Linked DNA regions of Homo sapiens: region 2 is linked to region 1. Evidence: read pairs that join two places in POLR2A ChIA-PET (ENCODE). Cell type or tissue: A673. All regions are shown on one strand. Each heading gives the region's core, and the rest is flanking DNA. Links, peaks and the distances in the headings are about the cores only.

Region 1 (15,593 bases), core at 3,824-8,823:
ATGAAATGACCCACTTCACACAGATTTACTGCCTTCCTCCCAGGCACCAGGATCTGTGCTGGGCACAGCAAGGGACCACCTGGCCTCGGGAGCTAAGGGCTCTGTCTCCAGGGGTCCCAGTCTGGAGAAGGTGGGTAAAGCAAACAAGGAAGCCTCCTAATAAGAAGTTCCCTAATCAGACATGGACTTTGCTGCCAGGAGCACCCAGTGGGGCCAGCCTGGGGCCCAGGGAGGTAAGCAGAAGGGGCTCACTGTAGTAGTAGGTGAGACACAAACAGTTTCATCCATGGGTAGGAAATAGATGAGGGGGAGGGAGAGAGTTAGGAGATGGTCATGGAGATTGCGGGTGCTAAGAATGGCCTTGGTGGGTTTGGGGTCATCCCTGCTCTGACACTGTACAGCACAGTCAGCTTGAACCAGTCCCTGACCTCTCTAAGGATCAGTTTTCTCATCCATGCAATGGGTTTAATGATAGTTCCTTTTGTGATTGTTGTGATACTTCAATGAGAGAATAATGCAAAGTGCTTAGTGCAGCCCTCACTAAGCTCAGTAAGGAGGGTGACTGCATCTGAGGGCAGTGGGAGCCACTGAGGGGGTTTCAGCCGGTGAGTGACGGGAGCAGATTTTTTTTTCTTGAATAATTCCTGGAAATGCTTTGATCATTTAGGCCAGCAGAGGCTCTTGGTTGAGCATGAGACGCATGAACCATTAAGATTGCAGGATATAATCATGTGCAAATTTTAGACAATACCTGAAATCCTAAAATGCATTTCCTTTTTCCCATCGCCATAGTTTTGGATCCTAAAATCAACCAAAAGCAGAATCTGACCACTTTCCAAAGCAATGGTCCTTTAGATTGAGAACAAAATCGTGGAACAGCGCTTCATTTTTCCCGTCTCAAGAAGTCACAAGGCCCAGAATGCAAGAAAATCATGGCTTTTCGATGACCAGGCCTTGTTGGAATGGCTGAGAAGCTCCTCAGCCCCGACCAGGTGCAGTGACTGCATTCGGCTCTCACGGAGCAGGTCTGAGTGGAGCCAGGATTTGCTCTGTTCAAAGATAAAAACCACTGGAGAGGGAAGCAGCAGATCACAGGGAGCGATCTCAATCCTATAGGGGCCTGCTCCGGGGTGTTTTGCACGAGGCTCCATGTTAAATAAGCCTCCATTCGAGCGCAGCCTCAGGACGGCCATCCTTCATTCCTCTCAGTCACACACCTTCCACTTCAGGATGGCCATCCTTCATTCCTCCCAGTCATGCACCTTCCACTGCCTGGTTCTCTGAGCGCTTCCGTCTAGCGGGAGAGACGCCTTCGACCAATAATTGCACATAGGTCTGGATGATGCCCAGCCACAGTCACTCCTCTAAAAGCAAGGAACTTGCTTCTGCAGAGTCAAACGGAGCTCACGTGAGGTTCCTGGAGGCACTGAGGTTTCTTTCTAGTCTCCTGTTTTGCACAGACCTTTTTCTTACTGAGCAATTCACTATCTGCTGGCTTCGGAAGAGGTGGATTGGGTTTCAGGTGGGGGCACCAAGAAGCAGCCAGATGTCCAAATTTGGAGGCAACTCAGGCCACCCAAGTGCCTGCACAGGAAAATGTATGCAGCTGCCGTGCCACATCAAAGGCAGGTGGTCCAGGGTGATCCGGGTGCTATTCGTGGCACAGGCACCAAAGTACTGTCATCCGAAGCATCCTCTATCTCGGTTTCCTCATCTCTAAAATGGGGCTCCATCTAAGTTTTCTGGTTCTGCAAAAACTCCTGAGCAAACCACTTCACTAGCCAGGAACCTGGTATGCCTGCCATGCCTGGGGCAGGCAGGGCTTTCCAATTTCCTCCCCAAGGTTTTCTGAGAATTCATCTGACAGTGTCTGTAAATGTCCCTCCATTCTCTTTCATAGAGGAAATGCTCACATTAGAAGAAAGTCTCTTATGACCAGCACTCCCCACTTTCAAGGTAGAATTTTTCTTGGCTCCCACAGCCCTGGGCTGGCTTCTGCACAGCCTCCCAGGGTCTTTTCCTAACCCACAAGTTGGATTCTGCCACTGGTCTTGCCTAATTCCCACTAAGAGCCCCTACGGGAAGACACCAGGGCTCTTTCCATCACCTGCCTCCCCTTGCCCTTCTGAAGGGCATGTGGCAGCAGCACAGAGCAGCTTCAGGCTCCCCAGTGGGGCTGGGCTCTTCCCAAGTCTCAGAGCCTCCCTTTGCATGCCCTTTCCTCTGATTGGCTCTGCAAACTCCTCTTCATCCTTCAGAACCCAGCTCTGTGATCAGCCTCTCTGGGAGGCCTTCCTCAACCTCCTTGTTCCCCTGATGACGGATTCCCTTCATCCACAGGCTCAGAGTCAGGGTCATGGGGAACCCTGAGGCCTGTTCCTGGTCATCCTGTAGGCCAGCCAGAGTGCCTCTCTCACTTTTGGGGAGCAGAGGCACATCCTCCTTGGTCCCACTTCATGGCCAGACTCCTGTCCATTGACCTCCCCAGCAAAGAAGCCTGGAATTCCTGTTTCAGAAAACCCTGCATGAGGCAGGCTGACTGCAGGGAGGGCTGCCACAGAGCTTGGCGATGGTAGAGACACCATTTCAGGCTGAAAGTGGAGTGGAGCTGATGAGAAGGGTCTCTGGGAAGGAGGGCTCAGCACAGCCCAACTGAAGGCAATTGCGAGGGTCCCCGCTTGTGTGTACAGCAGCCAGGGTTGTTCCACGGTGGGTAGGAGGGTATGGGGAGGGGACAGTGGTCCTGGAGGCCCCAGGGAAGGGTGGGAAGCCAGCTGTCTCAAGGATCCTCCTGCCCTTGCTGCCACCTTCAGGAGGGAGCAGTGGCCGTGAGAAAGGAAATAGAGACAGGGAGGGAGAGCCTGGCAGCCTGTCCTATTCCTGCCCCAGGCGACTGGCTTGTGACATGCAGATAGCTCCCTGGGTCTGGTTTTTCCTGTTACTGAAATTGCTGCTGCATGAAATTCTCTGGGCTAGGTCAGAAGTGGCAGCTGGGGAGTGTGCCCATGTGTGTAAAATGTCTCAGCTTAAAGAAACAGGAAATTCAGGACCAACTCGAACTCTGCGGCCCACGCCTTGTTTCCTAGAAAGGAAGGGGTCCATAACACGGGAGGCTGGGGCCCCGGGGTGAGGACAGGGATGACACAGGAGGCTGGGGTCCCCCAGTGGGGCCAGGGATGATATGGGGGGCTGGGGCCCTGCAGCGAGGACGGGGATGACACGGGAGGCTGGGGTGTCCCACTGGGGTTGGGGATGAGACAGGAGGCTGGATCCCTAGTGGGGTTGGGGATGACACAGGAGGCTGGGATCCCCCAGTGTGGTTGGGGATGACATGGGAGGCTGGGACCCCCCAAGTGGGGTCGGGGCTTTGGCCCAGAGAGGAATGGGCTTCTGGCCTCTGTCCTTGCCTGGGTCCAGGGCAGTCTCCTGACCCACTGGGTCTCTTTTCCTCTCTGCTCTAATAGAATGCCGCCAAGAGCTCGTGCCTGCTGGCCTGGGAGGGTCTGGTTAGAGGAGGATGAAGCTCTGCTTGGAGAAGCTCTGGATGCTGGGTGCTGCCTGGTCTGGACTTTGTCCTGAGCAATCTTGGGGAAATGGTCCGAGTGAAGTGCAGGGCAACTCCTGGAGGGAAGACAGGTGACAGCGAGATAAGAAGGGGCAGCGGTAGCCTCGGGGTCTGGATCTGGGAGGTTCCTGGGACTGGGCAGTGGGGCAGCCATTTTCTTCATAGTCAAGTAAACCGAAGCCTTGAGAAGCCGAGTGCATGGCCCACGGTCCCAGGCTCTTTGCTGCTTGACACCTGCACCAGAATATAGGTCCCTGCACGTGGCCACCTTTCCAGTAGGTGGTTCGAGATGTCCCCACTCTGAATTCCAGGGCTGGGCACTTGGCCAGCTCCCACATCCTCCTCTCCCTTAGGGAGAAGTGCAGCGGTCTTGGGGCCACTCCACACTGGGGCGTCTGGGCTGGAAGTCACCCCAGGAAGCACCTGTGGGCCTGGCTAATCAGGGCCCGATGAAGGACACAGACTTCTAACCCCCAAGGCCCTCAGAATAACTGGGTCTGGCTTCCTGGGTCCAGCTGAACAGCTCTTGAGCTGGGGCTGTTTGGGAGATCTCTGTTTCTGTCTGCGTCTCCTAGTCTGTTCAAAGGAGCAGTGGTTTGGGTGTCCCACCAAGAAGCCGCTTTCCCACACGGGAAAGGAAGAGGTCTGGGGCAAGCAGATGGGCCTGGGTCGCTCCACTTGGCATAGGCCCATCCCTGGAGCTCTTGGGCCCAGAGAGACCTGCCTCCACCCCATCTCAGCCAGGATGTCCTGCAGAGCTCAGACCCCCGGGAGGCCCCCGTGACCTTTGACGGGAGGGAGCACCCAGGCAGATCGTGGGGAGCCCGGAACAGCTCACATGGCACAAACTCCCCCTGCACTGATTCCCCTCAGCTTGTTCCACTTTCAAAAATAGCTAATGAGGAAATTAATTTTGTCACCCAGATGTATTCAGTAAAAACATGTCAGGGAAAGACAATTAACCTCTGTGCTGATAAATCCTTCCCAAATTAATGAAGTTAACATTTGTAGATATTGAGAGATTCATTTGGGGAAAGAGGCCCTAAATTACAGCTTCCTCCAGGCTAAGAAGGGGAGGTTGAGGGTAGAAAGAAAGGAGAGAGATAGAAAGACATGGAGCAGGAGAGCAAAGACAGAAATGCACACACCTACAGGGAGCATAGTGAGGCCAGGACAGGGAGAGAGGAGAGAGGGTGGGGGCTGGCAGAGAGACACAGAGAGAAGGAGACTGAGGGAGAAGGAGCTGGGCTCAGTGGGAGCCTGGCTGGGGCCCTCCCGAGCATTTTCCATTGGTCCAGGCATTCACTTGCAGTTGACTTGCAGAAGACTCAACAACTTCAACCAGAGAAAGAAAAGAGCTGAGGTATTTTTAAGATGTAAAATTTTCGGTCCCCCCTTGGCCTGATGTCTCTCTGCCTAAGGTCTCTGGATTCCTTTCTCCCTGGGAGCCCAGGCCCTGGGAGCTGACTTGCCAGCAGAAGGGGCTGGCTGGCTGGATTGGATCTTTCTGAAAATGTTCAGCCTGGGGTCCTGTGTTTCCCTGAGAGCAGCTGAGTCCTGGCATCAGCAAGTTTAGCCTGCCACCCATGCAGGAGCCCCCTTCACTTTCTCCCCTTTCACCAAGAGCAGTCACGCCCCTGAGGCAGTATCTTACAAGAGGTGAGTCTCTGCCTGAGTTGGACCCTTTGATCCTAGGTTAAGACTGGCTTGAAAAGACAGGAAAGCTTAGGCCACGTGGACAGACAGGTCAGGGGGTGTTGGCAAGCTGACAGTGATGTGGCAGGGCCCAGGGTGGGAGGAAGGGACAGCCCAGCCCAGACTCGTGCTCTCCCAACCCTCTGCAGCCTCAGCCCCATCTGAGGAGCCCCAGCTTAGAAAGCAAGTCCTACTCTGCTCCTGGAACGGAGATGAAAAAGACAGCTTCCCAGGAGACCTCCAGTTTTGGCGATGTCAGGTTGAATGGCTGAGGGGCCTTGTGACCTCCTGAGTTCCCATCACGTCCAAGACCGGCAGGAGTCGCCTGCAGAACTTCACTGCCGTACTTCTCTCCAGAGGGTGTGATGTAGCCATCAGACCCTAGCCAAAGGGGCTGCTTTGCTCTTGTCTGTTTAAAAATTATGCTTTTAATAATCTCTCCCAAGAGTGTGACAGGCAAACAGGCCTGGAAGCAGTGATGATTTCAAATCCTGCCAAATGACCGATTCTGGGAAGTAGGGGTCAGGATGTGTGGGGGCTGGTGTTGCTGTGTGGAGCCTACCAGGAGGCCAAGAGGCCAAGAGGAGATGGGAGAAGGACCCTGAGACACATGGGCTGTGCTTCTTTCAGGAAAACCCAGGGTTGATGACAATGATCAGCAAACACGAGGGGAGGGAGGGGAAGCCTGGTGCCCAGGGCCCCAAGACATAGCTGGAGTCTGGCCTGGGCCCCATTTGGGAAAACTCAGAGGGTTGGAGGAGGTGTCTGGGGAAGAGTCAAGGGTGGGAGATGACTGAAGTCGGGGAGGCCCTGCCTGGAAAGGAGAAAGCTGCCTGCTTTGTTTCTACACTTGAAAAAATGCCAGCCAAGTTAGCCTCACAAACACTGTGGGCACAGACGGAAGAAAACAAGATATTAGGTATCTGGAGCTGGATTTTTCCGATGACCGGGTGCTTACTAATCTAATCTTCCCAGGCAGAGTGACGAGCTTGCAGATTGCAGAGAGTGATAGATGTTACCTATCTTGAGTTCAGTTGGGCCGTTGCTCTTCGCTGCGTGACAAACCTCCCCCACCCCCAAACCAGGAGCTAAAGGGAACATTAGTCCTGTTCTCTGGATGACAAGGCGGAGGACCTGGGCCTCCACGGGCCATCACATATAGCAGGGGCTCAGAGTGATGTCTTGGGGGCCCAGGCCTGTGTGATGGTGTCATGATCTCCAGGAATGGAGAACAGATGATGTGTGATGTTTTGCAGAGGACATCCAATGTGGGTGGGAAGGGGTCTGCCCAGGGAGGAAGGATCTGGACTCACGGGGCTGAGGTGAGGGGGGTCAAGTGCCCTGCAGGGCCAGAGGCACTGGCCGGAGGGGCTTGCCCAGGTCCTGGCTGGTTTGGGCCTGTTCGTCTCATACCTTCCCCAGGCCTGGCACTGGGCTAGGATGTGGATCTTATTCTGTCTCTCCGAGGCAGCAGTGGGGCGGGTACTGCTGGGTGAGCCCAAGCCCGGGGCTGCCGCCGACTTCAACACTGAGCTCTCAGCCTCCCACGTGCCTCCCGCCCCCTGGGCCGCTTCCCCCAGAGATGAGTAAAGGACTGAAAAATTAGAACCAGGAGGGAAGTTTGGGGGAAGGTGAGGCTGCAGGCTGGTGGTGAAGTCTGCAAGCACAGGAGGATTACGGCTTTTTACACGAAGGGTGTTGGGTGGGTGGTTCTCTCTCCTCTGCTCTGGACAGAACACAGGAAGCTGGCTTGGATGGCAGCACCGAGCCTTCGAGCTGGGGTAGGGAAGAGATCTTGCCAGCAAGGGGCAGATATGCAAATGAGTTACTAGTAAACCTCCGTGTGTGGAAGTCTCAGAGATGGGCTGGTGATGCCTGGTAGCCGTGACCACCTGCAGCAGAGTTCCAGGATTTCTGCAGGGACCACTGTGGGAGCCCCCCGGGCTGCGTGAGAATCCCCACCAGTCACTGAGTCAGTCCAAACCTTGGTGTCCCTATCTGTGTATTGACACAAACGTTTCTGCTCATGAGACTGCTGTGAGGATTGGAGAGATACTGTGTGTTTTCAGATCGAAAGTACCACACACGTGCGACCCTCAATGCACACACGTGCACACGCATGGACCCTGGCAGATGCGCTGGGTCCAGATGAATCATGGAATGTGCTGGGGTGTGCTCTGCTCCCCTCCTCAGCCCCCTTCCTCTCCCTGGACTTTCTCGAGTCAGAGCAGAGATCCTCTGGGGCTGAGTTCAGTTGCATGGAGCCAGGGGAGCCACAAGGGCCTGGCGCTCTACGCCTCCCTCCTGGGCTTTCTCCCCCAGGCCTGGGAGCGGAGGAGACATGGAAGCAGCTGGGTGGATCCAGCCAGAGGTGAGAGTATAACCAGCAAAGCAGCATTTGCAGGCTGAGATCTCCTCCCCCTGCTGCAACTTACTGGGAGCGGGGCCTGTTGCACAACCAGGCCTGCCTGGACGTTCACCAGGAGCTTACCCAGAGGGTGGCTGGGGGCCCAGGACCTTTCTGGCTGCAGTGGCTCCAGGCCTGGGCCACCCCTCACCCGCTCAGCCTGGACCTAGGCCCTGCTGGCTTGGCCCCATCTCGGGACTGGCCTGGGCTGGGGTGGGGCTGTCCTCTGGCTCCTGTCTTTGCTGACCCTGCAGGCCAGCCCTTGCAGCTGTAAGGGGTTAATTAACAGTCACGCCGGGCAGAAGGGTGGTAACCAAAGGGGAAAAAGTGGGGAAGTGACAAAAGTTGAAGAAATCTCACAGGGCCCTCACAGCTGGGGGCTCTAGTTCCTGATTCTCTTGCTGAGACGGTGCCTGACGGCAGCCCTTGGCCTCTGCCTCCCCTTCCACCCCCGCCAGTGAGGGTGCAGGTTCCCCTCCCGACACATCCCCCCAAGCACCCCTGACTCAGCTCCTTCCACAGCCTGCAGATCCCGCAGCGGGTGGCTGTGGGGCTGGGAGTCTGGTCAGGGGTCAATTGCATTTCCTCGCTGGTCTGCCCTGGATGCTTCCTACTCAGAGGCCGAACATCTGAGTCTCAGGGAGGTCAAGTGACCAGCGGTGTGCCTGAGCTCATGGCCAGTGGTGTGGCTGGGATCCAACCCCCGCCTGCAGTGGGGCTATGCCGCCGAGTTCCTTACTCCTGAACTCTGCAGAGGGGTCTGGGGAATGGGCGAGAGGGTCCACAGCCAGGAAGGCTGTCATGCACGCAGTGGAGCTTTAGTGCGCCCTGTCCTGTCCGGGGTGGGAACCGGTGAAGGACTTAACCTGACAAGGGACAGAAGTGCCTCCCCACGAGAACTCGTCCCTTTGAGCAGCCACTCATGGACCCAACAGGATAGGAAGCACCTGCAGCCCTCTCTGCAGGGAAGAAGCCCTGACTCTGGGGAAGAAGGCCTCCCTTGGGTCTTCTCTTGGGTCCTCTTGCTGAGATTTGGACCCAGGGCTCATGCCCATTAGCCTGGGAGTGTCTCTCCTGGTCCTCCTGCGTGTCCTGTCCTGACAGAGCGGACATGCATTTCTCCAGTGTGACCACATCGGGGCTGAGTTTAAAAAGCCAAGTCCCATTTCTAGCTGGTAGTGTTGAGAAGGAAGCCACATGGGGTGGTGAGGAGGTGGGTGGAAGAGGGGGGCCTGGCTCCTGTGGGAGGACTGCTGTCCCACTGTCCACCTCCCCTCCAGGTCAGCCCTGGGTCTCCCTCCTCATCCTCCTGAGCATTCTCTCCATGAATAAGGGAGGTGATTCCAAGAGGCCCGTAGCGGGTCCTGGGGCAGAGGCTTCGAGTTTAATTTTATCGTGAATACATTTGGTATCGTAATGAGAAAGCACAGTAATAATGATGATGGTAACAAAGTCATTCATTCAACATCGACTGCATGCCACAGCACACCCTAAGCTTGGACGCTCTGATATAATCCTTCCCACAAATTTAACATCCCTAGTACTGATGAAGACGTTGGGATACAGAGAAACGTGCTGAGTTTCCACGGCTGGAGAAAGGCAGAGCTGGATTTAAACCTGGGGCCTGGAGCCCCATGCTCGCCCTTTCTCTATGTGGCTCCTTAAACCTGTAGGTGATCGGCTCCATCCTTCAAGACCACACTTGGGGTTTGTCAAGGGTAAAGTAGGTTTATCATCTTAAAGCTCTGCTTTGTGCTAAGGCTAGAAAAAAACCCGATTGCTCACCTCAGAGCTTACAGGTGAAGAAATCACCATTTGCCTATTCACGCGGGGCCAGGGAGATGGTGGAGACACCCACAGTTGAGGGGCTGTGAAAAGAGAGGCTAACTCTAGCTCAGTAAGTTTTTAGCCAAGTGACCTTGGGCAAAGTCCCTAATCTCCCAGAGCTCCAGTTTCTTCACCTGTAAAATAGGTGTGATAATAGCTTCTGGCAGGATTTATGAGTTTACATGGCTGCCACAGCATGGTACCCTGAACTGAGTGACGTCAACGACAGAAACGTATTGTTCTGCAGACCCAGAGTCCAAGATCAAGGTGCAGGCAGGGTCGGTTCCTTTTGGTCCTGGGAGGGAGACTGTTCCAGGTCTGCCCCAGCTCCTGGTGTTTTGCTGGCTGTCTCTTCCTGATTTCTGCCCATGTGGCTGTGCTCCTGGGGGATAAGACAGAGTGTCACAAAGTGGCCTGTGCTAGGCCAAGATGTTGGCTCCGTTGAGACAGAACCATGTCCTGTGTGCTCAAGCACAATCTATATTCCAGACCTCTGGGGAAAGGTGGGGAAAGAGATGGGTGAATGCTCTGGTTTCTCTCTTTAGTTGACGCTAGGGTAAGGGCCATACCCTCTGTTTGGGCCAGATTGGGCTGCTGGGCTGGGAGTCAGCTCTAAGAGCCACAGTGTGGGCCTTTCCCAGATCCCTCGTGGAATGGGGTGAGCAAGCTGCTAAGCTGCTGAGCACAGTGCTGCCAGCTCTGCGCTCCACCAAGCTCATTTTTATCCATTTCATTTTTACTTGGCAAATAATAATTGTCTGTATTTATGGGGTGCAATGTGATGTTTTGATACATGTTTACATTGTGAAATGATTAAATCAAGCTAATTAACAAATCCATCACTTCACAAATTTATTTTTTATACAGAATGGGGACTATAATAAATAAAAGATGCATTGCATATTTCGCAATTGCTAAAGCATAGTAGATTTTAAATGCCAGCTTCACTCTCTGTAGTCCGGTATAGACGTGGCCCCCCCCCATGCCCTTTCAGTAACAAAAACATACACACACATGCATGGATATGGAGCTCTTTAGACACATGACCGGATACTTGAAGGGCTGCTACTCTTTGGGACAATGTTGGCTGTTTACTGAGCTGTGAGTGAAGATGCTTACAAGATGATCAATGTGCTGAAGAAATTCCACTTTGCACTGGGGTGTAGCAGGCCAGCCCAGCCAAGTGCAAAGAGCTGATATCGTATTGGGAGCATGCTATGGTAATTGTGTGTGTGGTGGTAGGGGGCCTACTAAAGTTAGATGGGTAGAGCCATGGTGATACTTCATTTACCACCTCTGTAATCTAAGAACAGAAGCTATCACATGTCTATGACATGTCAGACACTGCTAGCATGTTCTTACAAGGGAGGTTATTATTCTCATTTCCAGAGAAGCATCCAGTCCTCAGGACTAAGTACTCTTAATGTCTGTTGGTTTATCTGTTCTTTGAATAGATCTTTTGTCCATGCATGATTTTACATTGTCATGTTAACTACCGGTTTACTGAGTTATGAAGATCTTCCAAATGTTGACACATTTCATTGTTCAATATCCAGAAGCCGCCATAATTAATATCAGCATCAATCTCTGTGGAAAAGTCTTGGAGTGCTCTCAGTCAAGTACAAGCTTCCCAAAATTCTAATTTTCACTTGAAATCTTAGATATTGTTGTTGACAATAAACGCTGTCAGTTGTTTGCCTTGAATGAACAGGCCTACTTTGTTTATTTTCAAGAGGATGTCTGCCAAATACCTAAGTCTGAAGAAATATAGTTTGTCAGTTGTCAAATAAAAATGATGATGCATGAAAAAAGTGGCTAGTTTAGCTTGTAACTCACATAAGTGCTTTTCCTGTAGTCAACTTCTCACTTCAGAGCATAGTAGAAGGGTGTGTGTGTCCTTCCCATCTCCTCACACAGAATATTAAAAATATGTCATCAAGTATAGAGACATAATGAAATTAATGCTTTTTCCTGCTTCATCAAGTGCATTCTTCAGTGAAACTGATGTGTGTGGCAGGGGAGATTGCAGTGACTGTTAATATGGTTTGGTGCCACTGCCCGTTTCCTTGATTTGTGCAGTTTCCTGCACTGTTGCTTTTGTACCATGTGTGCAAATGTCGACACAGGGGAAAAGCAATATGCTCCCATTGCTCTCTCTCTCTCTTTTTCTCTCTCTCTCCTTTCCTCTATCTGTCTGTCTGTGCCTCTGTCTTTTTATTTTTAGCCCATTCTTTCTCATTCTTTCAGCCTACACCTCTCTCTGTCTCTCCATTCCTTTGTGTCTCTCACTTTCTTGAACTGTCTCCCTCTGTGTTTCTCTTTTCCTGATCGTTGCCCCGCGTCTCCTCTACCTCCTCCTCCTGCCCTCTCTCCCGGTGCCTGGATGTGTGTGGGACCCTGTGTGGGTGTGCAGATGGCACGCACCATGGCGGGTTGGGGGGGGGGGGGCACTGGTATAAAAGATCTCCCCTACAAATGCAGAGCAGTACACAGCCCTCCGTCCAGAGAAATCCTTTTCCTTTAGAAACTCACCAGCCCAGGACCCCCTAGCATTCAGGAGCCACCTGGCGGGTGCTGTGAGTGCCAAGGGCCCTTCCTTGCCTACTCCCAGCCATACTATTCTGCTGTGTGTCTTTGAGCCATGGAAGAGGGAGAAATACCATCTCGCTCCTTCTCATTTTGAAGCAGCTTGGGTTTGGTGTTTGTGTTGAACAAATTAGTCTAAAGAGATTCTAATGTTTTTTATCTCAGATGTGCTTGTTGTGTAAATATTTTCATCCAAATCATCAGAATTGTTACAGTTTGGTTTGGATGCAGTGGCTCATGCCTGTAATTCCAGCACTTTGGGAGGCCGAGGCAGGCAGATCACCTGAGGTCAGGAGTTTGAGACCAGCCTGGCCAACATGGTGAAACCCTGTCTCTACTAAAAATACAAAAATTAGCCAAGCGTGATGGTGGGCGCCTGTAATCCTAGCTACTCAGGAGGCTGAGGCAGGAGACTCGGTTGAGCCTGGGAGGCAGAGGTTGCAGTGAGCTGAAATTGTGCCATTGCACTTCAGCCTGGGCGACCAGGGTGAAACTCTATCTCAAAAAAAAGAAAAAAAAAAGAATTATTACAGTTTGTCTCAGAGATGTTTTGCAGGACAACCCGTGTAGATGGACACCTGCACCCTCCTGGCACCCTCTGAAAGAGCCCTGCCCCTCCCTCTGCCCTGTCCAATCTTCCTTCCCTTTTCCCACTTGCCCAACCCCAGTTGATGTCTGTTAAGATGCAGCCCTGGCTATTTTTGGAGGAAAGGCAAAGAACATTTATCAAACTCTTTACATGTGCCAGACATGGTCCCAGAGCTTTAGATACATTTTTTCATTGAGAGGTTATAGCACCCCTCCACACCAAGAGGTGTGGTATTATTTTATCTTTCCCATTTTACAGATGAGCAAACTGAGACTTGAGGAGTGGATAGTGACTTGTTGACCAGTGGCCTGGCTGCATGATCCAGGCACAGTTGGATCTAGGCCTGGCTGCATGACCGCAGGCACAGCTGTTGGAGGTTGAAGCAGCTGGCAGCAGACAGGCCAGAGGGTATTTGTGTGTGTGTGCGCAGGTGCACACATATGTGGATGTGCACTCCTGTGTATACACGCATGGGGCAGGGCTGGGGTTGGAGGTGCTGCAGGAACAGGTGTTGGGGCTGAGTGTGGAGCTCTCGGGAGGTGGCACTGAGGAGTCGGGCAGTTGTCCTGCACGTGGCAATTTTCTGTAGGAAAGTGTGTGGTCAGGAATGTATTCTGGAAGCCTTTCCTGGAGAGGAGTTTGGAGGATGGCTTTTGGGATGGAGGAGTAGAGGGGTGGACCAGAGGAAGGATCCCAGGTAGGAGGCCATTGCAAAAAGCAGGAGAAAGCTGATGACGACTGGTGGTGGCAGGTGGTCTTCCTGGGGCCCGTATACCTGAGCTGAAGGGGGCAGGCTCTCCAGGGCCAGGCAATGGACTGGTTGTGGGGGCTGAGGGTGAGGGGGAGGTGGCATGGTACCCAGGCTTCTGGTGAGGATGCTGTGTGTGCATTGAGACGCCTCCCCAGGAAAGAAGGCACAGAATGGGGGAGAAGGGGTGGGTCTAGGGGCAAATGGGCTTTGAATCCAGGCCTTTAAGATACCAAAGCCCCAATTCTCTTTTCTGCTGTCCCAAAGCTAGTGGACTGGAAGTGAACACCCCCTCCCTGGGGGTATTCAAGCCTAGTCAGATGGCCTGAAGTTGATCACAGGTCCCTAGAACCCAGGATGTGGGTGGGAAATGGAAGACCGCCTGTGTGCGGGCTCACATCTGCCTGCACTCTTGGAGTCTGTTTGTCCTGTGGAAGTCACTTTGGAGCCAGGGAGCTGCTTTTTAGCTCCTTGTCACCACCGCCTGATGCATCTCATTAGTCCTGCCCTCCAGCTGACAAGCATCAGCCCCTCTGACTACAAGATGGCTTCACCTAAGTGCTTCCCTCTGGCAAAGCTAAATATTAATTATCTCTCTTTATTTCAAGATTATTTATGGGTGCTAATGTCACCCATCATGGAGTGGGAAGTTGGTGCCAGGAGACATGAAGCAGTGCTAAGTCAGAGGGAGCTGCAGAATGTCCCTGACATTGGAGAGGTGGCTGCTGCCTGGGTAGCCCGGCCTGCTTGTTATTGGGGGTGCCTCTGAGTGATGGCCCAGGTGGCTGTCATCCCAGGTGAAACTGCAGGATCGGAGGGAACAGAAATAGTTTGCTCAACCTGGGTGCTCAAGTGAGAGCCAGTCCCGTGGAACCAGAGCTGATCATTTGTGCAAGGCTCAGCTGAGAATGTGTCTGTACGTTTCAGGTTTTGGCAGGTGAATACACATCGAGTGGACCGAGGATGTGCCGGAAACATGCTGGCCCTGGAGCGAGAAGGGCTCAGAAGACAGGGCCCTGTGTGTGGGTGGGTGGAGGTTTAAAACTGGACACAAGTCTGTATCATAGAACTGCCCCTGTGGGTGTGTTGTATTTGTGCGTGTTTGTGTGTACCTGTGTGTGTGTGTGTGTGTGTGTGTGTGTGTGTATGAGCATGGGTGTGGGGGACATTTTGCCCATTAGAGGGGATCCCTGGACTGATGGAAAGTAAGAGGAATAATGTCCTTTGATGAAAGGTCCGTCTCCTTGTGTGACCCATGTCCTTGGTGCACAGATGCTCACCGAATCTCCACTCTTGGATGGAGATGCGTGCTGGGGAGGCTTCTGCTTGCTGCTGTGTGGACTCTGGTAGATGCTGTCCCTCCAAAGGGCAATCTCTGATGGAAGGTGGAGGAGCAGGAGAAGGTCAGTGTGAAGCCTGGAGCTTCCAAAAGGGTAGGCAGAGAGGATAGCCTGTCATGCTGATTACTTCCAAGTAATGTAGCAGATCTGTAATTATAATATGAGGTCATCTTAATTTGAATGATGTAAAATAATGTCTAATTAGACACCATCTCATCTTTTAGAGACTTGCCATAGTTCAAATGGAAAACCTTTCAACTTCTTGGTGGTGAGCTTTGAAAATCTCATCCTCTCTCAAGTCTCTCTCTCCCCTTGCCAGCCCTGTAGTCACTGGCCTCCAGCGGCTTGCAGCCTGTGTACTGGCACTCCTTGGCTCGTCTGCCAGGCAGAGGGAGAGGCAGGGCTGGAGGTGGCCTCTGGAGGAGCCAGCAGGGATTTGGAGGCGGCCAGACTCCCCCCTTCTCTCAGGGAAACTCCTTTTCCTGGGAAAAAGTGTTATAGAGGATGGAAGACTCACATTAGGAACCAAGACACCTGGGCTTCAACCCGGGACAGCCTCCAAACCACAGACCCTCCTGTGAACACCCCGCCTCTCTGACCCTCGGACTCTTCATCTGTGACTTGGAACACAGGTGGTGCTAGTCTGCGAGAGGAGGTGAAGGAGGAAGGCTGGAATGGAGCAATGTTTCTTAACATTTTTGGAAGCCTCATTGCTCTTCAAGTTGGGCTGAAGGGTTTCGCTGCCAAAATCAAGTCATGACATTTCCCCCTGGCTTGTAGGAACAAGGACATCAAAAGCTACCAATGGCAAATGTCTCCATGTTCTCCACTTGCCA
Region 2 (15,593 bases), core at 3,649-8,648, 1.3 Mb after region 1:
TGATGATATAGAGCAAGACAAAGTCAGGCCAGATAAACGCAATTTCACCAAAAACTTTTAAGAAAACAATCCCAATCAGAGCATAGACTTCCACAGGTGATATCTAGTTTTCTCAAGAGACAATAAAGCTTAGTACTTAGTGACCTCAGTCAAATCAGAGCAGAGGCCCAGCATGGGACTCACCCCTCTGGGCCAGCAGCCTCCAGTAGAAGAGATGCAAGAGGCCTCAAAAGACACTAAGAGAAGTGATCTGACCCAGAGCCCTGGTCTATGCCATCGTTAGGGGAAGTCACAGCTGAATTTTGTTAGGTCCTCCAAATTATGAAAAGTCCCCTTCTCAGACAAAGAAGCTTTAATAATAATTGAGTTGTATTGACTTACTACAGTGAGAAAAACTACATAGACAATTCGCAAATGATTTTTTCATTAGGGAAAGTGAACATGGTTTTCGATTACTGGTGTGCCCGGCTCAAAACTTGTTAAGCAGGATATCAGAAGGAAAAGGAATCTTCAAATTGGTTGATATCTTGAGTTCAGAATCAAGGTGAGTGAGTTGAGGTTCTGAGAGAAGGAAATGTCATGCTATGGAGACATTCTGCAGTTGTATTTGTAGAGCTGATAAGAAAGGTAGTATTCCGTTTTCAAATGTTAGAACAAACCTCACCTCTGTCTCTCAATGCACAACCCTTCTTTCGTGATTCACATAGTGGTTCTCTGTTGTAAGACATTGAGGCAGAGGCTGTATGTTTCACAGACATTCTCATTCTCATGCAATGCCCAAGAAAGCGCAGGCCACAACAGGCAGAACAGATGGGTTGGCGGGACTCACTGACCAGGCCCTCTCTGCAATGACAGAGACTGTGCCTAGCAATGCCTGATGAACGAATCACACCTGGCCTTTTCCCTTGCATCTGTCTGTTCCCTGGGAGTTCCCTTCCCCAGATGCTTATTGCACTGGGAAAGTGGTGAAGATGATGCTTGGGCTCCTGTCGCTCCCACCTGCCCCATGTACAGGTGATGTGGCACCTCCCAGCTGTTGACACACATGCTCCCTGCCTTTTTCTCAGCTTCAATTTCCACCAGCCACAGTGAAATTTCCCCCAACTGCTACCGATTCTCACAAAGGAAGACACACAATTGCTTCAGTAAAGTAATTACTGAATTTTACAGTCAGGACAGCCATTTTTCAACACAGGTGCATTTAATGGCTTAGAGCCACATGCTCTGAAAATGAACCATACTGTCCCTTTTGATCTGAAATTAGCCAACTGTGCTTCAAGAAAAGGCCAATAAGATTCTTCTCTGCTAATTACTAGAATGTTATGACTTCGTTCCGGGATATCAGAAACATTGGCTAGTGGGCATGAGAAAAAGAAGGCAGGATAGTAGATTATAAATACGAGCCAGTTGTAGGGATGATCTCAAAGAGGTATATTCAAATCCAGTCCACTGAGCCCAAAGGGTGTGATACGGTCACAGTAGTCATTGGTATTCATCAAGGGAAACCATATCATGAATGTAGACCCAGCAAAGGGGATCCAAGGGACAAGTGGAACCTGGAATATCCTCAGCACCTTGCACGGAACCTGGCTAACAGTAGGCAGGCCATAAATTCTGTGCAATAAGGGCAGGCAAGTAGATCCCAAGCCCCTGGGGAAAGGCTTGGCAAGTTCTAGGTAGAGGATTGAGGATTCAGTGGAGGGACCTGGGGGTTCAGGGCTGGTATTAACCCCCAGGGATTAAGGTGTGACTGAGCCTCCAGGTAGAAGGCATCATTGGTTACAGATTATATGGTCTAAAGAAGGCAAGAATTGACATCTTAGTGTTACCACCCTTCCTTAAAGTAACCAACTTAAAATGTAAGAGAGATGTCACTATTCCAGCGCAAGGCTCTTGTTCGTTTTCAGTTTTGCCATCCCAAGCTTATTTGCAAGAACTTTCCTACCATTAGATACCCTATGAAGTGTCCACATCTCATCGTTGCACCCACAGTTGTTTTAGGGATTGTAGATGCTCTCATGGGCGACTGAATGGGAACAGAGCAAAGGCTGTGGCAGTTGGGCGCTACTTTGTCTGAGCAGTGCATATGGTACCTATCTCAGTAAAGTTTCCTCCACGGCCTGCAGCAGGGCCTCTGGGGATGAGCCCTGTGGACTGGCACTGGCAGGTTCTAGCCCAGATAAGTCCTGTGCCGTCGGAAGGCAGGACCTCCTCTTCCATAGGCTCCTGCACACTCAAGACATACAGCCCAAATCAACAGCTCTTTCACAAAAATCAGAGTTCTTTCTTCTGGGATAACTTTCTCCAGGACAGCTGAGGCTCTGGGGCTTCTGCAGGCATTATTTTCACTGCCTGCCCTCACCTTCTCCTGCCACTCTTGATTCTCATCGCCAGGTCTATGCCGCCCCCACCAAGCCTTCTGTTCTCCCTCACTTTCACAACAGATCCTGATGCTCATTGAACCTAGAGTTCCAATCCTCTGTCACCAAGAGTATGGCCTTACTTCTTTGAAGGCAGAGAATAGTTCATCTCCCAGTGTCCTCTAGAAGGAAGAAGACACATTTCATTCCATCTATAACACAGCAAATGAAGAAGAATCCACAGGGGCACATTAAAATTGCCTGATATTTTCATGAAAAGACACTGTCTTGCTTAAACATGTTCTCCTGGCTTAATTCTCCATGAAGTGTGGCCCTTGCCTTCAGAGTTTATAATCTAGCTGAGAAGATGGCAACAGAAGATGTCATAAGACTATGTTGAATCAATGGCTGAGGGCTGTGTCTGATGCACAGGTGTATCATGTTTAATCATCCTGGGGAAAGGAGGCATAATGATGGTCATTTTCCTGGAAGAGGTAGAAAATGAGCTAAATGAGAGGTAGAAAATAAGCTTTGAAGTTAGGAACAAACATTTTGGCTAGCAGAAAGAGAGAGGGTGAGGAAAATTAAGATGAATTGAAGAGTCTGGCTAGTAAGAGAGAGAAAAGAGAGCTTTGCCTTGTTAGAGGGGAGCTAAGGTTGGTGAAATCACAGTGTGCTGGTTGTTTAAGGAGGAAATTACAGAGGACTTAGAAACCAGGAACGGAAGCTTAGACCTGGTGTGAAGCAAATGTGTAGGCGGTCAGGTGTTGAGATCTGTAGGGAAGGGCTGCAGTTGGGAAGAGGGCATCAGGGCTGCTGCTGCAGTCGTCCCAACATAAGGGCTTAGACAGAGCCTAAGAGGGTCTTGAATGAACAGGTTGATGAAATGCCATGTTGCTGATCTGGAAGTATTTGTTCTGCAGAGCAGCATTCTTAAGCCTGTAATGTCAGTGGGTTAATTTTCAGGCAAACTCTTATTCAGAAGCTCATTTTTCATAAAGCAGAGAGAGCCTTGTTTTGACGCAGGTGAAAGGGGCAGAGGTCAACTCCCAGGCCCACTCTCCCTGACCTCCATCTACGATGTGGCCCTCAGCATCTCCCAAAGGTATCCTCTGGGCTCCTTGACCCCGGAGTACTGGAGGTTAACACTTTGTTAAAACATTCTATTCAGTTGGTTAAACAAAGGAATACTAAAAGAATGGCTACTAATGACCACTCATGATGACATTAACTGGATCTTTTGAGAACAGGAGGGACTCTGGGAGAGAAAGGATAAGAGAAAAAGAAATGAATAACTCGCTGCAGGCACATTCCTGCAAGCATTAAGCTGGCTGATTAACATGGAAATTACAGACACAGAAAACTGCAAAACACATGCAAGAAAAGTGTGAAGATGAATAAACAAGGAAAGAACTGGAATAAAAGTGTGGAGTGGACGTGAACAGCATCACTCAGCCCTGATCAATAAAGCAACATTCTTAAGACTTTGGGACCAACCTCTCTAGCCTTCCTCCTATTTATTCCTCAGACCATAGCAAAAGGGAGAAGTTTTAAATGCACACTTCATTATGTCATTTCCAGGTTTAAAACCCTTCAAATGTTGTCTATGGTTTTTCAAGATGAAGTCCAAACCCACAAGGAGGCTGCATGCTCACCAAGCCTTCTGCAACTGAACGAGCGCCTGAATAATCTACTCGGCTCTGGACAACCTCTTCAAACTCATCTCTTCCCATCTCATCTCTCAATCTTCTTTCTCTCTCTCTCTCTCACACGCGCGCGCACACACACACACACACACACACACTTTATTTATTTATTTATTTTTGAGACAGGGTCTTGCTCAGTTGCCCAGGCTGGAGTGCAGTGGTGTAATCATGGCTCACTGTAGCCTTGACCTCGTGAGCTCAAGTGATGCTCCAGCCTTGGCCTCCTGAGTAGCTAGGACTACAGCCACACACCACCATGCCCAGCTTTAGAGATATATATATATACATAGTATTTTTTTGTAGAGACAGGGTTTCACCATGTTGCCCAGGCCAGTCTTGAACTCCTGGGCTCAGGTGATCCTCCTACACTTGGCCTCCCAAAGTGCTGGATTACAGGTATGAGCCACCATGCCCAGCTCACACTTTATTTCTTTTCTGGGCCACACCGGCTGTGCTTCAGGCCCGCTGTGGCTTTCTCTCCATTTCTCTCTATTTCAGGGCCTTTACCTGTGACAAACATTCCATGTGAAGCTTCTCTACCCTTTCTTCCTCCAGCTGATTCCTACTTATCTTTTCAGTCTCCTTGTATGAGGTTATTCTTGCATTGCTATAAGGAAATACCTTATAGAAAAGAGATTTAATGGACTCCCAGTCCTGAAGGCTGTACAGGCAGTGAGGTGCTGGCATCTGCTCAGCTTCTGAGGAGGCTTCAAGGAGCTTCCAATCATAGTGGAAGACAAAGTGGGGAGCCAAGTTATCACATGGGGAGAGCGAGAGCAAGAGAGAGAGTGGGGAGGTGCCACACACTTTCAAACAACCAGATCTCAGAGAACTCACTCACTACTGTGAGGACAGCACCAAGCCATGAGGGATCTGTCCCCTGTGACCCAAATTCCTCCCAGCAGGCCCCGCCTCCAACATTGAAGATCACATTTCAACAGGAGATTGGAGCAGAGACAAATATCCAAACCATATCACTCAATTCCATTGTGTCAGCCTCGGGGAGACCTCTGAACATGAAATCTCATACTACTCTTTGTGACTTTTGCCAGATTTGTAAATGCTTCTGTCTTTTCTCTCCACCAAGTTAAAATTCCGTAGGTGCAAGGATCACCTTCCGGTGCAGTGTATGGTACATGGGAAGCACTGGATGGATATTGGAAGGAATGAAGGCCGAGACGGATGGAGAACGAGGGGGAAGAAGAGAGAGCAGTGCTTCAGAGGAGCCCCTGTCACAGTGGGGCTGTCATCATCCTAAGAGGAGTGAGAGAACCACTGGTTACTTTATGTAATGGACAGGTATTTCATGAGTAGGGGATGAAGAAAACTTTGTCAGTAAAGTAAAGGTAACTTTGGAATGTTATTGACATAGCAGCTGGGATTAATTTTTGTTGCATGTAACAGAAAACCTAAGCGATGGTGGCATAAACCACAAGATTTAATCAGGGTGGTTCCTCAACGTCTTCAAGGACCACATGCCCCCAGGTTGCCACTCTGCCATCGCTAAGGTACTGTCCTCATCCTCCTGGTCCCAGCAGCACATTCTCATATGGGACTGGATAGAAGGAGAATATGGCTCACCCACTCCATCTTAAGGTGCTGCCCCAAAGTCATATGTAATACACATTTATAGCTCATTAGTCACAGCTGAGCATCACGGCTATACTGAGCTTAAAGAAAAGCTGGGAAATGCAGGGTGTAGACAGGCACATAATAAAATTAGTCCTGTTACTAAGAAGTAAGGGAGAGCATGGGTGAGATGGTCTGTCAGTGGTATTAGGCCACAGTCTCTTCTTGTGCCAATAACCTTGTCACGTTTTTTTTGCAAGTCTACCATAAAGACATAATTCTAGAGTCTTAAAATTGACGTCAGTCTCAATTGCAATGCAACAAGATACAAAACAAAGCACAAAAAAAAATGAAAAGAGCACAATAAACAACAGAATGGTGAAGAAAAACCTGACATGCAGAACCATACAAAAATAGGAAATGTTTTCCTTCAAAACTTACACTCACCCACAAACACACCTCCTTCAAATTTAGTAGCATTGAACAAAAACAGAGTTGTGCTTTGCTGGGGCTTCACAGTCAATATGTAGCATGCCTGCCAGCATTCCAAAGAGGAGCAGGGGTTTGATAAATGGCATTGCATGGTCAACTCAAAACCTCATCATCAACTGGGAATTCAAAATACTGCTATGCTGGCAAGAAATCCTTACTGAAGTATGGCCTGGGAGGAAAAGAATGCAGGTCATGCAGGGGTCCAAGTGGTTTTCTTTGCTTCCTGCTACTCCGCTCTGATGCTGCCCTGGCAGCTGGACTGATTGAGTTCTATCATACATTAATGGGAATGGATGACAGAGTGTCACCAACTCGAGTGTCATATGTGCAGTGTGGCTGGGTCCAGAGGTCTGGGAGATGAAGTATGATGTGCCCATCTGTCACCCGAGGCAAAGATGTTCTCCAACCTGAGACTGTGCAAGGCACCTAGGTCTCCACCTGATGTTAGACAGCCTGTTCCTTTATTTAAAAGAAAAATAACTAGGGCTGGGTGCCAGGGCAGAGGCATTGGCTCCCCACCGCCCTCAGCAGGAAAGCTCATTAGCTTAATCTTCAAGCACTCGCAATTGAAAGCAAGGCAACAAGACAGCTCCAGAGAGAACAGCTAAAGCCCTGGCTCACCTCCTTCAGCTCTGAGGGATTCAGGGAAGCAGGGCAGAGGACCACACCCTAGCTCTTTGAGGAGCTTCTCACTCTGGCCTCTATTCAGATTCCTCCCTTAGGACTTAATGCACATGGCTCACCCCATGAGCCCTTCTCTGCTTGCTGGATCACAGACCTCTCTCTCCTCCTCTGAACTCTGAGCAAGGGTTCTGTGCTGGTTGTTATCTGGTTAAAACATCCTGCCTTGCACGGTTTTAACCCACTTATGCTTAGCGTTCCATTATTGGAACGCTAAGCTTGTGGGAGTTATTTATGTCATACTGCTCAAGGTCATCACCAAGGTCTGATTTTTCACACACACAAAAAAAGTGCACCCTCCAGCATAAATGGGTTAACAAGTAGATGTGCATATTCCAGCTGTATTATTTGAACTTAACCATTGTTATAGTTCTTTATAAACCCCACAGAACTAGCATCTATTTGATGGATGATAGATGGTTGCTTCAGAAAGTTGCTTGGGAGGCTGAATGAACCAATATAAATATTCTATACCTGTCTTCTGTAATCCGAGCCCACAGGAAGCCCTCTGAAGCTGCACCTCCAGCATGCCAGATGAACATTTGCTCTCAGCAGCAGATGGGGTCACATGGGCAAGCTTGGATTCAGAGGGGCCATGGCCCCACTGAGGCACCTACCACTGGCTTGAGACCGGCCTAGTGTAGGATTTTATCTGAGATAAAGAACCCTCAACGCTGAATATAAGTTGGTTACTATCATATTCTTGAGATTTCTTTAGCACTGTAGAACCTGCCTCATCAATGATTGACCCTGGATTAATTTAGCCAGTAAAGTTTAAACAGAATCTGATGCTATCCTGATGCTGGAACGACCCGAGAGTTTATCTGAAGATCAGAACGGCCTCCTGCTCAGCTGCTGCATCAGAGCATGTAAACTCAACGCGGGGTCTTCTGGCCTATATTCTTGGTAAGAACTCTGGCCACTTTTTTTTTTTTTTTTTTTTGCATGACTCTCAGTAGACTTAGCTCTCATTATCTGCATAAGAAGATTCCATAGCAAGTCTTTAGGGCTAAATTTGGGGAGAAATTAGGGGAAGGGGTAGCTGCCATCATAGTGTACTGAAAAATGTTGGCATGAAAAATTTAGTAGCCTTGGAAGATTCAGTGGAATGCTTCTTTGCTGTGGGTGTATACAGCTTGTTAGCCCAAGTTCTGTCTGAACCCAGATGGCCAGGTTGAAATGAAACATGAGATTGGCAAGAGCTCTTCTTCCGTTTGGTGCAACTGTATTGCTATGTATACAGGGAGATTTATGGCTTCCTCTGATGGGCCAACATGTTTACACCTTTCCAAAAGAAGATTCTTTAGAGACAGCCAACAGAGAGTGCTTTAATGATGGCACACACGACAGTGGGCTTCTGAAACCTCCACTGCCCCGGCCCCTGAGGCCTGTCAGCTCTGCAGTTGGCTGGTGTGGCTCTGCTCCCACAGACGGGATTGGGCAGAGAGGCGGTGGGAGTGGGAGGAAGCACGGAGATCTGCTACCTGGAGCTTCCCCAGCTGTCAGCAGATGAAGTGGCCTGATGCAGCGTAGGGCCATGGGGACTGGTTGGAACCATGCAGTGGCCAGGCTCGAATTGCAAAGCTGAAGTTTCTCTGCTGTCTTCTTCTTTTTATTTCATCCTTAACAGTGGGGCCAGTTTTCTGTGTCTAAATACACACATGCTAACTGGGGAGCAGGGACAGGGGGAAGAGAGGACTTTGCATATTCAAAATAATGACAATAAAATGCACCGCAATGTATTTAACCAAAGGAAATCATTGAGATGCTCAAAGACCGTCATATGGTGGAGGGAGAATTCTGTTTTTCCCTAGAAGTCAGTAAACGCACTGATTTGGAGAGAGGATAAAGATTTCTTCATAAAATAAAAAACAGACTCTCCAAAAGGGAAGTTTTACTGGATGAAATCAACAGCACTGTGAGGCGGTGAGTTCCGTGACTGCCTGGCAAGCCTTCTAAGGAGGCCAAGTTATCCTTTCCACGGGCCCTGCAGCCAGGACTCTTGCACTAAGTAGAACATTGAGGTCAAAATGCAATGCAGGCTCAATGACTCCACAGGCGTCTGCGAGTAGAAAGTGAGTGAGACACAGGCCTCATCAACATGGAGCCTGGTGCCTTGCTATAGCACTTGGAGCACAGCCCGTGAGTTCAGCATTGTGGTTACCAGTGCAGACTCAGTAATGCAGCAGGAACCGCCCGCGTTTGTAGAGTACATCCCCTGTGCCACTCACATCATCCCCTGTGCCACTCACATCCCCTGTGCCACTCAGCACTTAGGATGCACTGCGTCATAGGCTCCTGACACTGTGGCTCATACTTAACATCTATTAAGGTTACAGAATAGCAGGCAGAGGACCTGGGATTTGATTCAGGTTGTATGACCCCAAAACACGCTCTAATCACTTTCCTAGACAGCCCATTAGAAGCATCCTTTAACCACAGACTGAACGATCTTTTCCAAGGTCCTATGTTCTGTAACTTACCCGGCAGAGAAGCAGCCAGAAGCTGCCTTCTTACATGAGACTAAGTGCAGCTATTTAATGAAGATGACTTGGGCGTCTAGCGTAGGTTAGCAGGTACCTAGTCTATGAAGACACGGAAGATAGTGGTTTCTCTCACGGGAGCTCAGACGGCAGAAACTACAAATGGCCCCGTTACAGGCCGGGCATGGACCAGGGGTCATTTGTAGTCTGATTCAATCTTCATATCGCACCCACTGTGTAGCTCTTACCATCCATTTTGATGTAAAGATGCTGAGTCTCCAAACATTGAACTAAATGTTGTAGGATTATGACTAAAGAATGGAGCAGAGATTTGCATCTAGGCTCTAGCTAGGACCCGTGTTTCAGCTCGCAGCTCACCTCACAAGCACGTGTATGTCAAGAGCAAAAGAAGATTCCATTGCAGAAGGATTTGGGGAAATTCGAAAAGTCCTGAGTGTAGAAACACCCCTCATTATTTTACAGCAGACCTGGTGCTGATGGGTGAACATGTCACTTGTGAGCTATAACCCAGGGTCATCACCGCTGTCCGTGAGGCTGACTTTGCAGCAGCTGGATGGAGCCAGAAGCAATGAAGTTTCCTGCTTGTCCCCAGCTGACAACGGGGGCACCAGCCTTTTAGTCTCCCCTTCCCAGAGAAGCAGTCTTGGCCAGTGCCTTGGAAACAGGAAGCTCCCCACTCCATGACTGCCCATAGAGCCTGCACAGATGGAGGAGTTTCCTCATCCTTCTGAATGATCTCACAGCCAATTGGCTTGACTCTGCCTAAAAAGCCAAACGTGTATTTTCTGGGAATCACTATAATGTGTTCTCTGCTGAGTATCGCCGGGGAACTATGATAAGAAGGTGTCTGCCACTTTCAGTGATTACATCCCACAGGGTGGAGTCCGAGTCAGCCTCATCATAATCGCTGATATTTGCTCCCCAAGTTGTAGTCTACAAGGAGCTTTAGCAGGTCTTGCCCGAGCAGATTTCCCAACATCCTAGGAAGTTGGATGGACAGCTATCATCTCACTTTATGGTTGAGGCAATGTTGTGGTAAAGTTTGCAAGTGACTTCCTTAGTTAGTTAAAGACACAGCAAGGGTTTGTATCCCATTTTGATGATGTAAGAGGCCTTTTCATACATTGTCACACCAAATACCAGGTAATCATGCCTTGTGCTGAATAAACAACAACAACAAAATATCGGGGTTTCCACTGCCTTCCTTTCTGTTGCATCTGAGTTTCTGGAACTTTATGCTATTGTGTTTGAGCATCCCCTTAGTTAGGGTTATGAAGATGAATTCCACAGGAGAGGAGGCACAAAGGAAGCCCAGCTGTGTGCCTGAACCCCTGGGAGTCCTTCCTTGCGTGTCCTCCCGTGTTGATTGGTGTGGAGAGCAGCATGCCTCTGGCACAGTGCAGTGCATCAATTTTCCTGGCCACGCTGTAGCCTGCACTCACGCCTGCCACAAGCTTAGCTATTCACGGATTCCTCCGTGTCTCATGGCCGTCCTTGCTGATGGACTGCGAACATGGTGTACTGTCCTCTCTGCTTGGCCATAGCAGCTAGCCACAAGGGGATGACTTATCTGTACTAAACCAAGATGGAAAGGGATGGATTCAGAGAAGCTTCTATCCCCTAAGAGAGCATGCCTGAAGGACAGGCATGTTCTGAAAGATAAGAGAGCACCAGCCGGTCAGAACGGAAGATGTTCTGTGGCTGGGGCACAGATTGCAGGGGCGATGGCAGGATGGGGTTGGCCATATGAGTAGGGCCTGGTCTGCTGTGGGAAGGAGCTTGGAATCTGAAGAGGCATGGACAGTTGGTGAACACTGTCAATACGACTTATATAGTGAATACAAGGAAACATAAGAAGGAGTCCTCCTGTCCTCATCTGTAAAATGGAGCTGATATTGGTGGCACCCCATCAGGCTGCCATGGTGACTCAGGGAGGTGGTGAGATAGTTGCACAGAGCAGCTGGGATGTCCCCACATGTGGTGATGCCTCATCCACGGGAGTTCAGTGGAGGCACACTGTGAGCTGGATCCTGTTTTATTTACTCCTCCCAACTGTGTGCAGAAGTTCTTTTATAATAGCTCCACTTCGCAAATGAAAAAAAAATGATGATCAAACAGCTAAGGACAGTTGACTTTGTCAGCATTACACGTGTATACATCTGTCTACAATTAAAGTATTAGCTCCATAAGAAAAAAAAGGGCCACGTTTTCCCTGTCAGCCTCTTCCCTAACACCCACACCCCCACAGTGATTAGGACCTAGAAATCACATCATTTCTTTCATCAACCAAAATATAATGAATAAAAATAAAATAGCAGGGACAATGAACATACTAATGATTTTTTATTGTTTCAGGCTTGGTGCTTGGCACAAGAAATACAAAATGTAATGTTTGTGCTGGGCTCGGTGGCTCACACCTGTAATATCAGCACTTTGGGAGGCTGAGGCAGGTGGATCACTTGAGCTCAGGAGTTCAAGACCAGCCTGGGCAACTTCGTGAAACTCCGCCTCTACTAAAAATAAAAAATAAAAAAACTTAGCCAGGCACGTTGGCACACATCTGTGGTCACAGCTACCCAGAAGGGTGAGGTGGGAGGATCACTTGAACCCAGGCGGTGGAGGTCGCAGTGAGTCCAGATCATGTCACTGCACTCCAGCCTGGGTGAGAGAGTGAGACCCTGTCTCAAAAATAAATAAATAAATAAATAAAAACAATGTTAAGGACATCAAAATCTAGTAATTAAAAGTGATTTATAATTGTAATCCCTGCTCTGGGGTTGAGGGTTACATATTTTTTAGCCTTTCCTCAATTTTATATCTGTCTGTCACAAATTAATGACTAATATCACACCCAGCACAAAGTAAGCCTAAATTTTGGTTTCCATTTTTTCCTTTTGCATTTGAGAAGATATTGAAACAAAAACAATAACTAACCATAATAGTTTCATTTCATCTTATAAATCACTTGCAAATGTTTTCTTTGCAGAAACACTACTTGTTTATATACTGAAACATACTAGAGATGGTCTTATTCAATCTATTCAGCTACTGAGTAGAATTTCAGGGCAGCAAAATGCACTGATTCTATTGGGTGTAAGGATAAATAAAAACCTTTTTTTTTCTGTCCTTCTCTGTCTTTCTAAGGCAACAAATAAATCTGTTTCAGAGCTGATTTTATCCTAAGTTCTTTCTAGCGCCCTTCCCTTTGCAGAAATGTTGTATTAGTCAATGGAACCTGACATTTATATTCATCACTATTCTTTTATGAACAACTCCATGTGTTTTGCTTGCATTTCTCTAAGTTTCTACCCTTAGCTGAGCGGGTCCATATATCAAGAGTAATGTCAACCAGCACGACATCCAACAATCACACTCTGACTCCAAGACTTTTGTAAACAGTCCGTTTTTAAATAAAACCTAAGTTTTAAGGTGAAAGGTTTACTTATAATTTACATGCTATTATCTTAAAAATATAGCTTCAACTTTTAGCAAAAATTAATTGCTTTGTAAATCCTGATTTTCAGAAGCTGTGACATCTCTTCTAGTGTGATGACTGGCCTCTTCCATGATAGAATGGAGAATTTTGTAAGAAGTATGTTTGATTCTCAAGTGGGAAACCTTTGAGTACACGCAGGTCATATCACAGAACAAAGAAACAAATTTAGGCAATTCCAAATTTAGGCGGTGACACTTTCCTACATAGAACTCTTTGTTTAAATATTATTTATGCATCAAGGATTAGCTCATTTCAAGATAAAGTCACTGTTTTCCTCTCCCTTTGGGACTAATAAAATAAAACCTTATTAAATAAAAAGTAATTGACAAATAATTCCTGAGAGCATCAGAGCCACCAACTTGTTTTCCAAAACAGAAAAAACAGTGCTTACATTATTTTATTCTTGTGATGCTATCTTAACTTTGGGGGGGGGAAGGTTAAATTATTCTGAAAGCTATGAACCATCTACATATTTATTCTTTTTAAAGGTTCTGTGGTGTGTTAGCATCTGTATTGCCAGAAAACAAAATTTTCTTCAAAGTTATTCTTGGGCAGGCCTGGGACTCAACCCATATGTCTCACAGTTAGTTGCAGCACAAGGCTTTAATTTATGAGGCTTGTTCCAAACTCGTCTGCAGTGTTACTTGGTTCGGTGAATGTGTTGCGCCACCTATTGGTGGGCCCTCAGAAGTTCACTTTTCATTATTAGACGATAACATGTTTTAAGCATTTCATAAAAATCATGTTTTTTGAGGGTCTTCAAGATTTCAGAGTATCAGGGTGAAGATGAACAAAATATTACTTTCATTAAATTATTTTCTCTACAGTAACTGAAAAGGCATTATTTTTCCACGTAAGTCCTTAGACCGGATGAATTAGTAGAGAGAGACAAAGAAGTATTTTTTCATCCGCCCTAGACTTCTCTTAAAATACCTTTGCTGGCTTTTCTTCTGAGCCGTCTCTTAGGGAGATCAAATACACGTCTGTGCATCGGCTCGTAAAGAAGGAGAAGAACACCATGATGGCCTAAGAAAAAAATAATCACATAAAAGAGTGAGAATCAGGCTCGACTATTTTCTTTCACCATTTGTGGAGATACATACAATTTGAAGACTCAAAATCCCTTGTGGATAGAAGCCGAGGGAGAATTTCACAGTACATAATTTTCAAACAACAAATATCTTTCAGAAAACACCTATACCTTATTATAGCCTTCCTAAAACCACCCTGGCCTTGCTCTCTTACAGACTGCTTTTTCCTCCCCGAAATACTAAATAACTGAAAGCATCAAACTGCAGAAAAGGTTGAAGTTTTGTGCTTTTCATGAAGATTAGGGGAAAATCAACGCAAGCAAAAATGCTATTTCCAGTGATGTTGAGTACCTTGATTCATATCTTCCTTTGTGTCTTTAGAAGAAAAATATCACAGGTGTATACATATGTCCCAACTCATCAAATGTATATATTAAATATGTGCAATTTGTTGTTTTTCAATTATACATCAATAAAGCTTTTAAAAAAATCTGGAATTGGATAAGACAGAGAAAGTACTTTTAGCATTTTCTGTTAATACATCTCCCCAAATAATCACCATTTTCTTCCTTTTTTAATCCTTAGTATAACAAAGGGCAGTTGGGCAGCTATTGATGGGGAAACTCAGCAGTCAACTGGCTTGTAAATTAGAATCTGTGGTTGTAAAAACGGATTTGTATATCACGGGGAGTGGGGAGTGTGTCTGCCTTGTAAATTTAATTAAACAGCAGGTGCAAAAATCAGGTCGTATGGCTTTGATGTGCCCCGTGCGAGGATGACAACTAGACAATGATTCTAATATGAAGAAATTTGCATACATTTGCATTGGATAGCAGAGAGCACTGAGCTCTCACCACTTTCATATTTTATTTCTAGGAAGTTGAATAAGATTTGAACGAGCACTTTCTATTTAGGCATTGCAGAAAAATACAAGCAAGGTTTTAGCAGGAACACAGAAGACCATGTGGACTGAAGCTAAGCTTTCCTGACACACACTTCGAAACACAACCACCCTTGCTGAAAAATACAGAATGCCTAGAAATGGAAAAAAAAAATAGAGAGCAAGGAAGGAAGAAAAAAATGTATTGTATTTCTGGGTTTTAAATCTTTCACAGAGAGTGTAACGTTGATTAAGATCTTCCTTCCTGGGGCTCTATCCTGGGGTGTCACACCATTCTCTGTTTCCACAGTCAGCACTATACATTCAGAAATGATAAAGATTGGAAAAAAGACTTTTCCCATACAGCAAATTGCATTTGATATAAATAGTTTTTTTTTAAATAATGTATTTTCCTGACTTATGGGATAGGCCATATTTTTGATAACAGCAAACTGGAGTTTAGTATAAACATCATTCTTCTGCTCCTTGCGATTTCTTGCTCAGGTATTAGAACACAGTAAATAAACAGTCACTACGAGAACCCAGCATTATTTTTAAGGTGCTGTAGGCACCGTACCTAGCACAGAGGTGCTGTAAAATAGCACTAAAGAAAGAGGCTCCAGATAATTAATCTGCAAGACCCTGATACTCAAGAGTACCCTCTTGTATAATTTTATTCCTTTACAGGTTCCCAGCTCCTCATCAAGAATCATTCTGGCCTCTTTACTCACAGCCACTCTGCATCTCAGTGTCTGGAGTTTCTGGTTCTGAGACCGTAAGAGATTGATCCCCAGTTCTGTAGCACCCTTCTCCTGAGTGGAGCCAGTGTTCTCTCAAGCATAGCAGAGTTGGGTATTCAACTATAAATCCTACC

Evidence for each region. ChIA-PET counts read pairs that join two places held together with the same protein. Peaks named below come from ENCODE experiments on the same cell type or tissue, not always from the same donor. Only the 100,000 strongest peaks of a DNase experiment are listed, where the experiment ranks them.
Region 2: POLR2A ChIA-PET joins it to region 1 with 7 read pairs; 1 of 35 experiments calls an interaction of 5 or more read pairs at or near these places.

Annotation. Positions count from the first base shown.
Region 1 is chr2:8,527,425-8,543,017 of GRCh38, reverse strand. No RefSeq gene overlaps it. Among named protein-coding and RNA genes, the nearest start is that of LINC01814, 49 kb to the left of the region's middle. RefSeq lists cis regulatory regions at 5,150-7,342, 7,365-8,367. In A673, for the core only: no CTCF peak of the experiment used is centred there; no DNase peak of the experiment used is centred there; H3K27ac peaks cover 887 bases.
Region 2 is chr2:7,201,029-7,216,621 of GRCh38, reverse strand. No RefSeq gene overlaps it. Among named protein-coding and RNA genes, the nearest start is that of GRASLND, 290 kb to the right of the region's middle. In A673, for the core only: no CTCF peak of the experiment used is centred there; a DNase peak (open chromatin) is centred at 6,691.